Linked DNA regions of Mus musculus: region 1 is linked to region 2. The links are chromatin loops, found by intact Hi-C in ENCODE. Cell type or tissue: gastrocnemius. All regions are shown on one strand. Region 1 overlaps Huwe1 (HECT, UBA and WWE domain containing 1). Region 2 holds the start of Mir3113 (microRNA 3113).

What was found. Hi-C counts contacts between places; a loop is a spot of excess contacts. Peaks named below come from ENCODE experiments on the same cell type or tissue, not always from the same donor. Only the 100,000 strongest peaks of a DNase experiment are listed, where the experiment ranks them.
Region 1: it touches region 2 in a loop (2.7-fold over the local background); 13 of 42 quality-filtered maps call a loop at or near these places.

The regions. Positions count from the first base shown.
Region 1 is chrX:151,920,434-151,924,433 of GRCm38, forward strand. Huwe1 (HECT, UBA and WWE domain containing 1) reads left to right here. Exons shown (of 83, transcript NM_021523.4): 68 at 613-728; 69 at 829-985; 70 at 1,899-2,031; 71 at 2,263-2,465; 72 at 3,046-3,173. Among named protein-coding and RNA genes, the nearest start is that of Mir98, 9.2 kb to the left of the region's middle. In gastrocnemius, no CTCF peak of the experiment used is centred here; no DNase peak of the experiment used is centred here.
Region 2 is chrX:151,858,106-151,862,105 of GRCm38, forward strand. Huwe1 (HECT, UBA and WWE domain containing 1) reads left to right here. Exons shown (of 83, transcript NM_021523.4): 17 at 2,062-2,163; 18 at 2,564-2,644. It overlaps Mir3113 (microRNA 3113), which reads left to right and starts at 1,457; the gene lies at 1,457-1,532. In gastrocnemius, no CTCF peak of the experiment used is centred here; a DNase peak (open chromatin) is centred at 1,524.

The sequences.
Region 1 (4,000 bases), 62 kb after region 2:
CTATACAATAATAGACTGAATGAATGCAGTGTGCTTTAAGATAACAGACATCTCAGGAAGAAGAGAAAATAAGCCAGGTAGCAGAGGATTCTCGGCAGGTATAGGTTGGTTAGTTAGTTTGGGGGTTTGGAGTTTTTTGTTTGTTGGTTTGGTTTGGTTTTTTTGTTTTTGTTTGTTTGTTTGTTTGTTTTATTTTTTTGAGTAAGGGTTTCTCTGTGTAGTCCTGGCTGTCCTGGAACTCACTCTGTAGACCAGGCTGGCCTCGAACTCAGAAATCCGCCTGCCTCTGCCTCCCAAGTGCTGGGATTAAAGACATGCGCCACCACTGCCCGGTGCCTGTATAGGTTTTAAAGGATAAATTGTGGGATATGATAGAGAAATACTTAGGATTTTTGGTAACCTTACAAGGCATAGTTAAGAATATAGCTCAGTGGTAGAATGCTTCCATGGTATGTATAACATCCTAAGTTCAATTCTCAGCACACCAAAAAGATTTGGCCTTGATAGGTAGGTTGTCATTTTCTCTGCTTTGCCATTTTGAAGCCCTGTACAGTGCAGCACTTCCAGGTTTATGACAGTCACAGAGCTTTAATGTGTTCTGTTTCCTTGAAGCTTCTACTACTAAAGGCAGCAAATCTCCAGCAAAGGTTGGTGAAGGAGGCAGTGGTATAGACTTCAAAATGGTGTCCTCTGGCCTCACTGAAAACCAGCTACAGCTCTCTGTAGAGGTGAGTCTAAGCTCTTTATACCTTCTGAAATAGAAGGAAAGGGGTAGACATTTCAGTTCTCAGGTTAGGGCTTTTATTACCTCTCCTATATTTTACCTAGGTGTTGACATCCCACTCTTGTTCTGAAGAAGGCTTGGAAGATGCGGCCAATGTGTTACTGCAGCTCTCTCGTGGGGACTCTGGTACCCGGGACACTGTTCTTAAGCTGCTACTAAATGGAGCCCGCCATCTGGGTTATACCCTCTGTAAACAGATAGGTAATAATATTATTCTATTCTGTCTTCTTATAAGACACACACAGAGACACACACTGAATTAGACCATGCTCCTAAAGCTCAGTTCTTGTTTTCATCTGTGGATTGTTTGAGAACAAGGTTGTCTGACTTTCTCATCACCAGCAACTGCTATATAGCTGGTCATCTGTGCTTAGTGAAGGAGTAGGGGAATATTATTCATGAGAACAAAAAGACCTACTTTTTTTTCTCCCTAATTATTAGTATCTACAAGAGCCCCATGATAAAGTTGCAATAACGGCTTTTTTTCATCTTCAAAGATATACGTAAACTATGATAAGGTTCAGGAGTTATACTCACAATAATGGCCTCCTTTGTATAGTTTTGATGATGCAAAAGTTCTAGCACTTGAAAATTGTCCACGGGTGATACATGATTATCTCATTGTTCTATAGATAGCATCCTTTGAGGGAGAATAAGAATACCACAAAAACCTGAGTAGGTTTTTTTTGGTTTTGTTTTGTTTTTGTTGTTTTTCTGTGTAAACCGGGGCTGTCCTGCAACTCACTTTGAAGACCAGGCTGGCCTCGAACTCGGAAATCTGCCCACCTCTGCCTCCCAAGTGCTGGGATTAAAGGCATGCGCCACCACGCCCGGCCACCTGAGTAGGTTTAAGAGCTATATAGATAGAACATAGATCATGATATGTCTCCAGAAAAGGCCCTTTTTATTCTCTATACCAAACTGCTTTTTGTGTAGATTCAGTAAGACAGTCCAATGAATTGGTAGTCCCCCAAGTGGTTGGTCCATAGAAAAAACAATAAACCAAATGGTAAAAATTTCTGTTCACTTATATTTCCTGCAACAATGTCCTGGTAAAGTTCAGCTTTCTGCTTTAAGGAAATTTCTGACCACATGAATCCTCTGCCTACCCCAGGTACCCTACTCGCTGAACTACGGGAATATAATCTGGAGCAGCAGCGGCGAGCCCAATGCGAGACCCTCTCTCCTGATGGCCTACCTGAGGAGCAACCACAGACCACCAAACTGAAAGGCAAAATGCAGAGCAGGTGGGTGTGGGCTAGAATCTGAAACATTTGAAAAGTGGCTTTGGCTGGTTTTTCTCTTCTGTGTTTTTTCTATTTGTTCTATAACATACTTGACCTGGTGTTTTTAAAAACTTCTCCAATGGCTAATACTATTTTTAAGGTTATTTTTTCTAGTTAATACCAGAATCCCTCCTTGCTCTGAGTATTTATACTTTGATGTCAATATACATAAGCCACCTCTACACTGTACAGGTTTGACATGGCTGAAAATGTGGTAATTGTGGCATCTCAGAAGCGACCCTTGGGTGGCCGGGAGCTCCAGCTGCCTTCTATGTCCATGTTGACATCCAAGACATCTACCCAGAAGTTCTTCTTGAGGGTACTACAGGTCATCATCCAGCTGCGGGATGACACACGACGAGCTAACAAGAAAGCCAAGCAGACAGGCAGGCTAGGTATAAAGCTAGAGTGTCTAATTGAGGGTGGTGGTGGTGATGGTGATGCTGCTGCTACTGGGGCTGGGGGTGGGTCCAGAGTCCCTGGAGAAGCTGGGCTAAAATGTCCTGTTTTGTTTCTATTTGACCTTTCCAAAAAAGCACCACCACCCCCCTTTTTATCAAGTGTTGATGGCTGTATTGTATAACCCATTCAATCATTCACCTGAGAATGAATAGATCAAGTTACAGTTGAGGGGTAATTGAAATCTGGCAAAGAAATGGAAAGACCAGCATTTCTCTGAGAAAAACTTACAAATGTGCTTTCTGCCTCCTTAAACACTCCTAACTAAAATATTAGCCATGTTCTCATACATTGGCTTCTGTCCCATAGAACACTCTACATGTCACCATCCATTTGTCTGGCAATCCCCTGCTCTTCTCTACCCTGGGACTTGATTATGAGGATACAAAACTGCCTAAACTAAAACTCAAATTCAACAAGATTCCCTATGGCATCCATGAAAGAAGAAAAGAATTTTGGGCATTCCCACTTCCTACATTTTATATCATGCCTTTCCCCTTTTCCTCTTTCTCCCAGGTTCCTCCGGTTTAGGCTCAGCTAGCAGCATCCAGGCAGCTGTTCGGCAGCTGGAGGCTGAGGCTGATGCCATTATACAAATGGTACGTGAGGGTCAAAGGGCGCGGAGACAGCAACAAGCAGCAACGGTTAGCATGATGCCTGTGGCCCCTCATTCATTTCTCTACCCTCCTTCCTGCACCATGTCATCAGTGGGGGTTCATTGCCCATACCTTGTATGCTTTTGCATTACGTTTGCTAAATGAATGCCTCTAGACAACAAGGTTACTTTCTGTTGGTGTTTCTCTTGCTATTCATTGATTGTTTTACTGGTTTGTATTGATTGATATCTGGTTGAATATAAAGCTTGGCCATCATACCTCACTCCCAGCTATCCAGTTAGCAGTGTTTTGCAAATTGTCTTATGCTCCATGCCTGGGTTCTGAAGGGATATAGGGTTAAAAAAATTTAGTGTTGTGAAATAATGTAGAGACAACTCCAAAGTCCCCTGAGCTTGGTATACATTATCTATGGCCACTGTTCCACCCTATCCTTTAATCTCAGCACTTGGGACAGGGGCAAGGGGGATCTCTGTGAGTTCAAGGCCAATTTGGTCTACATAGTGAGTTCCAGGACCAGAGAAACCCTGTCTCAAAAAATATAGTATATTACTGATCACACTGGACATAGTACAGGATTTGGGGAATGACTCCAGCAGCAGTAAAAAGAGAAAATAAAGAGCTGCTATTCTTTTTTATCTGCCCAGTCTCATGTCCTACCTGATAAAGACATAGCTTAAATACCCCACTTATGGAAGATTATACTGAGTTCAGTTTGAACAAATAGAAATAGCAGGAAGCATACTTTCTGCCTACCTTACAAGTATGTATACAAACAGAACCTGGTCCAGAAAAACCTACAATTTTTGTCTATATTCAGAGCACCAGTGTAGGGGTAGAGTGGGATCTGAGAGGGA
Region 2 (4,000 bases):
AAGTCACTCTACACATTTTTTTAGTTTATTATCTTATTTACACTACTAAAACCTAATAAGCACCGTGTAGTCAAAATACTGTCTTTTTTTTTTTTTTTTTACCTGATAAATTACCTGGAGACTATAAACTCATAAATGAGACCTTGGAAAACTATCTTAAGATCAGAGATTTTAATTGGTTATTGTTTAGGGATCTTTTAAGTGACAAAATTACAATTGCAAAACCAGATCATTTTAGTTTTCATGTGTGTTATATGGGTTTTTTTTAACACTTTCATCTCTTTCCTAATAGAATAAAAATTCATAATAGAATAAAAAATACTGCCCCAAGCAGATTTCTTATAATTTGCAATAGTCTTAATGACAGAGATTATTATTGTGTATCTTACTATGTTTATGATAAAAGTACTACAAATGTAACGCGCCGTTTTGTTAATAGTAAATAGTATGTTGTTCCTTTTTCTGACTTTGTTTTTGGGCACCATTATCTGTGCATGTTGCAGTCCACAGAAATCCTTTTGCTCAGTTTCTGTTTCTGTTTTATTGGGAACAAGCTGACATTTAAGTTCACAGGTGAGATTCCAAGTGTTGAATAAAATGTGTTTATTAACTGCTGATAAATAATTGTTGACTATCCATTGTAAATCAGCAATTGTCAGAATTTAATAAGCAGAACAATAAGTGCTTGGTAGATTCTGGCGCCATCTGAAATGCTTGATTCAGTAAATTTGCAACTGAAGACCAGGAAACAAGTATTTAAAACTAATCCAAACGATTGCATTGAATTCTCAAAGAAATTACATACTCAATACAAAGAAAGTTACACAGCTGTTCGTCCTTACTACTTGTGTAAGTAGGTGCATGCATTAAAATAACTTTAAAATGTTACATTTATAAAATTAATAAGATCCCCTTTAAAGTTTACATAACTGAAACATTGTAGATAGTAAATATTTGCTTTTCAAATCTAAAAGTAAATGTTAATGCTCAGTCTTAACCCTCTGCCATTAGCTGTTAATTTGATGTGACTCAATACAACTTTATTTCCTTTTCATTTTCACATCTACAAGTATATAGTTTTTAGAACAGAGAGAGAGGAGAGCACAAACACATTCTGCTTTTATTGTTCATTCTATGTATCATAGCCATCCTTCCCTATGAACATCAGTGCTTTTTATATTTGTTAATTAACCTCTGTTAGTAGTCTTGACTTACTACCTCCCTCTTAGCAGTAACATACAAAGTTGCATGTTTTACATCTCACTCAGTGGACGAAGTTTTCTCAGAAATCTTTCTTTTCTTAGTACCTTTTATTCTAATTAGTTTCTTTATCATAACTTGTACTTTAGTTGCAGATGTAACTATGGAAAGCAGTCCAGGCTCGTCCATATCTATGGAGCACCGGCTGGATGTTGAATTAAGGGCATCAAGTTCCAACAGCAGCACTAGCATCTCTGGCCCTGGCCCGGGTCCTGGCCCTGGTCCGGGTCCTGGCCCTGGTCCTGGCCCTGGTCCTGGTCCTGGCCCTGGCCCTGGCCCTGGCCCCGGCCCTGGCCCTGGTCCTGGCCCTGGACCCCGTCCTGGTGCGTAGACACATAGATACACAGTCTTTTACAGTGACTGACTTATTAAACTAGTGAAGAAGAGAACATTACACGGCACTTATTGGTACATTTGAGGATAATCTTATAAGAACATGTCTTGCAACATTTTATGGTCTTCTGTTAGTTCACACAGTATCAAAACAGACATTTCGGAGGGCAGATAATATCCAAAAGTGAAGTTTGAAGTTGAATCTTTTTACTCTACAGTATTTCTGTTTTTATCTTTTTCTTTTTGTTCCTCTGTCTGTCTGATTTTAATACCGGTCATATGCTATCTTTGGTGATTTAATTTCAGCTTTCAGAATACTCTCTCTCATGTCCAGAGATCTCACTTTAAATGTCTGCTAGTTTTGCTTTAGTGGATATAGACGGGTCTCTTAGTACATGTTTTGTGTGCCTCTTCACTGTGATTTAATAATGAGCACAATATGATACTTTTTTCTTTCTCCCATGTTAGGAGTTCAGTGTATTCCACAACGAGCAGCACTTCTCAAGTCCATGTTGAATTTCCTCAAGAAGGCCATTCAAGACCCTGCTTTCTCAGATGGCATACGACATGGTATTTTGATTCTGTATACTGTTTTCTAAGACCACTTGGTTATCCAGATTGTTCTTTTTCATGTTTTCTTGATGTTTTTCTAAAGCATACTTAGTAAACTGATAGCTTTTTGTTACTTAATATGTTTCTTAGACATGAGGGTTACTTACACAACTCCACTTCCCAGCTTTGGATTCTGATCTCTTCTATCCTACTGCCACCTCTCATAGTCTCCATGTCTGTTCTTATTTTGACCCTCTATTCAAGCTAACTGCATGAATAAACTAAGGCGTTATATGAAACAGAGGCCATAGACTTGATCATTTATTTACTACAGTATAACATATTGCTACCCATCACCCTTGATCTTCGTGCCTCACCCAGACTTATCATATGTGGTCTTTGTTCATATTTCTTTTAGTGATGGATGGTTCTTTACCTACCTCTCTGAAACACATCATCAGCAATGCAGAATACTATGGTCCATCACTCTTCCTCCTAGGTGAGTAGAATTGAAGTTCGGGCTAGGTTGAATGTTCTGGCATACATTTATAAAGTACCTGGAGGCAAAAGGCAGTCAGTTCTCTTGAGTTCAATGCCAGCTTGCTGCATGTGTGTGCACGCAAGCTTTTAGAACTTTTTTTTAATTTCTTTTTTTATGAGATATTTTTTCATTTACAACTCAAATGCTATCCCAAAAGTCCTTTATACCACTCCCTACCCTGGACCCTGCTTTCCAACCCACCTACTCCCACTTCCTGGTAAATGCTACAAAGCCCATTGTTTTATCCCACTACGCACTTTGGCATCACAAATGCAAGTTGGAACTCCATTTAAAATTCTATAAAGCAATTTAGGGGGAGATGTAGAAATTGCAATTTCTTTGAACATAGTGGAGTGTACATTGTACAAATACATTATGGGCAGTCTAGAGATTTGTATTTATTATGACTTTACCTTTTTGCTAATGAAACAGTTTATGAATCTGTATTTCTATCTTGTGATCTTGCAGAATTTACTAGTTTGGTTTTCCCTGTTAATGAACCAAAATGTTTCCATTTACTCCAAGGATGGCAATATGACCCAGTATTTCCTTTTTTTAGTGAAACTTCATGAAGCAGGTATACTTTGTAGTTGGATCTATGATATTCCAGTTACTAAATATGAGTACAGGTCAGGTCCTGTAAAGGAGTTGGAGTTGTGACAAAGGAAAATCAGCCTAAGGTAGATTGAAAGAGTTCCTACTGGGAAAATTTGTATCATAGCAGACAGACAGTTAAAAATAGCCTTAACAAAGGATGTTGCACATGCTTTTAGTTAAGTATCTGGGAATAATACTCATAAATGGAAAGTTAACGAGGAAGTATGTGGCAAGGTTACAGTGATCTGTAGTAACTACACACTGAAACTCAACAAATAAGGAATTTGACATTTCTTTTTTTTTTTAAAGATTTATTTATTTATTATATGTAAGTACACTGTAGTTGTCTTCAGACACACCAGAAGGTTAGTATGGTAGAAATATAGTTTTTTTTAAAAAGGCTTGTTAGTGTTGGTTGATATCCCTGGGAGGCCTGCTCTTTTCTGAAAGGAAATGGAGGACGAGTGGATCTGGGGTAAAAGGGTGGTGGAGATGGGGTTGGGAGGAGTGAAGAGAGGGAATCTGTTTACTGATATGTGATGTATGAGAGAAAAATACATAAAAAGGAATGATAACACATAAAACTCTTAATGTTTATTGGACTACTCTTGGTATTCTGCTGGAAAATTGTTTTCATAATAAGCACACAAGTTTAAATTATTAAATATTTAGTGTATGTGTTTTAAGATTTTGTGACGGGCAGTGTTGTTGCATGCC